Regions from separate parts of the Mus musculus genome. Here region 2 is linked to region 1. A link is a loop called in an ENCODE intact Hi-C map of the cell type or tissue named here. Cell type or tissue: left cerebral cortex. All regions are shown on one strand.

Evidence for each region. Hi-C counts contacts between places; a loop is a spot of excess contacts. Peaks named below come from ENCODE experiments on the same cell type or tissue, not always from the same donor. Only the 100,000 strongest peaks of a DNase experiment are listed, where the experiment ranks them.
Region 2: a loop joins it to region 1, with 25 times the contacts of the local background. A loop is called at or near these places in 24 of 42 quality-filtered maps.

What each region holds. Positions count from the first base shown.
Region 1 is chr4:3,826,620-3,829,119 of GRCm38, reverse strand. No RefSeq gene overlaps it. Among named protein-coding and RNA genes, the nearest start is that of Gm32823, 7.8 kb to the left of the region's middle. In left cerebral cortex, no CTCF peak of the experiment used is centred here; a DNase peak (open chromatin) is centred at 1,247.
Region 2 is chr4:3,425,617-3,428,116 of GRCm38, reverse strand. No RefSeq gene overlaps it. Among named protein-coding and RNA genes, the nearest start is that of Mir3471-2, 110 kb to the left of the region's middle. In left cerebral cortex, no CTCF peak of the experiment used is centred here; no DNase peak of the experiment used is centred here.

The DNA.
Region 1 (2,500 bases):
GTGTCATACCTAGGAAATCACTAAATATATCTATGCAGCTTTCCCATGAGGTTGTACGCCTTACAGTTGTATTGGTAACCCATTAAACTAAAGAAAATGACCATTTAATCTTAGAATGTCAAAATGATTTGGGGAAAATTATTAATCCATGACCTGTAAAATGCTTATGAAAACATAAAAGTGTCTCTTACTGTTACTTTAGTTGTAAGAGGGAATAAGAAAAAGTTAATATTTAGTATGCTGAAGCCACTCTCATCCTTTGTCTTACTTTGCTCACCCTACATTCATTTTCTGCATTCCAGAATTGTGGTGAAACTCACCCACCGTCTATTTATATGTTCTTTTTGCCAGAGCTTTATTTCTTGCTTTCTCTACATGGCATTTCAATGTGTATTATCATGAGCTGAAATTTTATTTTAAAACTTCTCAAGCATTGTTTCTATATATTATATAAACAGTCATCCAGAATACTTTTTACTGAAAGACAGTAGCACGGTGTTTCACCACCATAGGGCTCCTGGGCCAGACTCTGTTAGACTGCCAATCCCAAACACAGGCTTTCCTGGCTGTGTCTCCAGTTGTTATGCATCTTAAGTTACTTATTAATCTTCTTTCCCCTGACTTTTCAAGACTGGGTTTCTCTGTGTAACCTTGCTGTCCTGGAACTCTATAGACAAGACTGGCCTCGAACCTAGAGACTTCCCTACCTTTGTCTCCCAAAGGTGTGTCCCGCAACTGCAAGGAGAAAACATTACTTTTTCTTTTTTTTTTTTTTTTTTTCGGTTTTTCGAGACGGGGTTTCTCTGTATAGCCCTGGCTGTCCTGGAACTCACTTTGTAGACCAGGCTGGCCTTGAACTCAGAAATCCGCCTGCCTCTGCCTCCTGAGTGCTGGAATTAAAGGCGTGAGCTACCACGCCCGGCTTTTATTCATTACTCTTGTATCTCACTTTTCTTATATGTAAACTAAGAAAAGTACCTTGTGGAATTGCCTGAAAAATAGCTGAGTTAATTTTTTAAGTATTTTTAAGATACTGCCTGGCACAGAACATAAGCTATATAAATATTTAAAAGTGTATTAATCTAAATTTCAGGAAATGAAACACATTTGCCCTGACAAAACATTCAGGAATCTTAGTAGAAACTGAAATGATTTCATCCAAAATAGAAGCATGAGAAACTACAGAGAAAGGAGACATTCATGAAACAATTTCCAAACATCTGTTTCCTCCTGTGTTTTCTAATCACTGCCTCTTCACATTATTGGAGCCACAGCTTGAGGAAAGTTAGGAACTTCGTCTGTTTAAAGCCCAACAAAAAGAAGCTAAGACATTTGGCAAAAGTATGCTTATACTAAACTATACAAAAATATTTTTGGCAGAGTCTCACTATATAAGTCAGTCTGACCTGAAACTAACTATTCTCCTGCATCAGACTTGTGAATGCTGGGACTTTAGGTATATATCACCATGTCTGGCATCAAACTGCAATTTTGAAAACAAAACCAAGAAAAGCATACTGAAATGTCAAGTTTTTTTTGGTTTTTGTTTTTTCAAGACAGGGTTTCTCTGTGTAGCTCTGGCTGTCCTGGAACTCACTTTGTAGACCAGGCTGGCCTCAAACTCAGAAATCCACCTGCCTCTGCCTCCCAAGTGCTGGGACTAAAGGCGTGCGCAGCCACCACCACCCGACTTGAAATGTCAAGTTTTTAAAAGCATCAGTCTTTCACTTATGTTCCCTTAAGGTTTAACACATTGTGGTCAAGTATCAAGTCTTTTCTGAAAAGACTCAACACTGGTAGTTTAAATCTTTTCAAAGATAAAAACTATTAAGTTTCACAAAAGGAACAGGAACAATAAGTATTTTCTCTAAGATTGAGAAAAGAGATATAAGCTACTGTTAAACGATGAATGCTGTTTTTCATAATCGATTCAATTGTTGGCACAGTGCCAGGATATGTTGGAAAGCACACGTGGTGGTTTGGCTGCATAACCATAGTGTGTGGCACTATTGGGAGGTGTAGCCTTGTTGGAGGAAGTGTGTCACTGTGTAGGTGGGCTTTGATGTCTCCTGTGATAAGTCTCCGATCAATTCGGAAGATAGTCCTCTGGTTGCCAAGATGTAGAAGTTGATCAAGATATAGAAGTCTCAGCTTCTCTAGAATCATGTCTACCTGGAAGCTGCCATGCTTCCCTCCATGATTAAAATGAACTGAACCTCTGAAACTATAAGCCAGCCTCAGTTAAATCTTTTCATTAATAAGAGTTGCCATGGGCCAGGCGTGGTGGTGCACGCCTTTAATCCCAGCACTTGGGAGGCAGAGGCAGGCGGATTTCTGAGTTCGAGGCGGCCAACCTGGTCTACAAAGTGAGTTCCAGGACAGCCAGGGCTACTCAGAGAAACCCTGAGAGCTGTTTTTCCTGTCCAGGTGATTATCAGGACAGTTTGATTTGACCCTTAAAGGAGGGGTAATGACATGTCTTTGTTCTTTTCCAGAAAAA
Region 2 (2,500 bases), 400 kb after region 1:
GGCTTAGGCCTTAATCTCAGCCTTCAATGTCAGCCAGGTCTACAAAGGGAGCCCCAGGCCACCTGGGCTAAGGGTGAGATTCCTTTAAAAGAAAGAAGAAAGGAAGTCGAACAGGAGGGAAGAAAGACAGAAAGGCAGTTCTAAGGACTGCCTGGGTTAAAATGCACTTTTGTAACCAATTTAATCCCATTTTTTAGTAACATCATACCGCCTCCTGCAAAATACAGATTCGTCAGAGCAATTTTCGGAGTTCCTCCCTCCTCCCCCTGTATTTGTTTTATTTACCCATGTGTTAGAAACTACCCACAGTCTTGTTGAAATTAAGTGTGTGTGGGACCTATTTAGTTTTTGTTTAATCCTCTTTTCACATGCTTCCTTGTTTTTCATGGATCTGCATTTCTGAACTACACTATATGTGACGTATTTTCTTTGTCAGGCAGACCTTGAATTGAATGTTGAGAGTACAGGCCTGTGTATAAGAGCCTGCTGTAGTGGTATATACCTGCAATCCCAGTACCTAGATTGGAGTTTGGAGGCTGACTTAGGAATTTAAGGCCAGTCTCAACTATAAAGGGAGTCCCAATTCAGCCTTTAATCTTAGCACTTGAAAGGCAGAGGCAATCAGATGTTTGTGAATTTGAGAACTAAAACAAGAGAAAGACCTTCATAACTACATATCATAACATCACTCCTACCAATTATATACTTAAAACCATAGGAGGAGGTTAGCATGAAGCCTAAGGTTAAGAGATTTAATCAAGTTGTGATCAAAGTACATTGTATACATGTATGAGATTTTTAAAGAATAATTACAAATATATTTGAAAAGGAAAAGAATCACAATGGGTCTGGAGAAAGGACTCAGTAGGCAAAGCACCCACCTTGCAAGAATGAGCACCTGAACTCAGATCACTAGCACCTGGGTAAAAAAGTTGGGCCTGGCAGTAAGTACCTACAATGCCAGTGCTGGGGGCGGGGTGGGGGAGGGAAGAGATGGTCAGCCACTCTAGCCAATCCAGTTAGTGAGCACCAGGTTTATCAAGACAAATAGGCAGAAAAGGCATCCTTGACCAACTTCAGAAGGAAGGAAGGAAGGAAGGAAGGAAGGAAGGGAGGGAGGGAGGGAGGGAGGGAGGGAGGGAGGGAGGGAGGAAGGAAGGAAGGAAGGAAGGAAGGAAGGAAGGAAGGAAAGGAGGGGGAGAGAGGGAGGGAGGAAGGGAGGAAGGGAGGGAGGGAGAGAGGGAAGGAGGGGGAGAGAGGGAGGGAGGGAGGGAGGGAGGGAAGGGGGAGGGCAGAAGAGGATCAGAACCTGTTAGAGTTACACATAGATTGTAACAGGGTTGAAGGGCATTTGACAATAGAGCTCTCCCTCATAGCCAACAACCTATGAAACCATGGCCTATAATTACTGCCCAGATGAAGTCTCTGGCCATGGGAGGATATCTTGAACTGCTGAGAGGGTCACTAGTAATTAATTAATTACCTAAACCAACTTCTAGGAACCCAACCCTTAATATTCAGTAAATTTTTTTTTCTGGAAAAGAACAAAGACATGTCATTACCCCTCCTTTAAGGGTCAAATCAAACTGTCCTGTTAATCACCTGGACAGGAAAAACAGCTCTCAGGAAAACACATTTGTTCCAGGAGCTTTAAAATTATTCTAAACTCTACATTTATTTCAAAATAAAAATAAGTTGGCATATATTATTTACTGTCAATAGAACTGTCTAGAAAAATGTAGGTTGACACACTGGCCTTTTGGTTGTCTCACCTCTTTCAAATATTCCACCTTACCCTATAATCAACCCAGTCCATCTACACTATGCTCTGTCTCAGACAGAGAACTGCAGGGAGTCCAGAGCACAGTCCTGGGGACAGAACTCAAACTTTTATTGCCAAGTCTTACTATGTTTTAGGCGCTATGGAATGGTTGTTTATATAAAGGTAAAGGTAAAGACATAGTTATCTCAATTTGAGCTGGCCATAGTGGCTTATACCTGTAATTTCCTCCAACACTCAGGAGGCAGAAGCAAAAAGATTGCCATGAGTTCAAGGTCACCCTGGACAAAGGGATTTCTTGGCTCTGTCATATATATATATATATATATATATATATATATATATATATCATACACACATACACACACGTTCTCCAGTTACCATTATCAATACACACTTTGTCATTATGTGTCTGTTTTCATTCCATGATTTTCACAGTCCACTTGCAGTATCCCAAGGACTCACCATATCTTCCAGCATGGCATAACTAAGCAAGCCTTCACTCTGGATCCACTAAGCAGTTTTCTTTTTCACCAGGCAGTGAAAGAAAAGTAGAAAAATGACTCAGACTGGTGTCAAAAAGAACTCAAAGTTTACTGCCTCAATGAGCCTTCTGTTGCTTGGTCAGTTGCCTCCTGTTGTCCCCTCACTCTTTTCAAACTTTCTCCCTTCTCTTTCAGCTTTAGAGCCCCTTCCCTCTGCATATGATACTTTCTATTA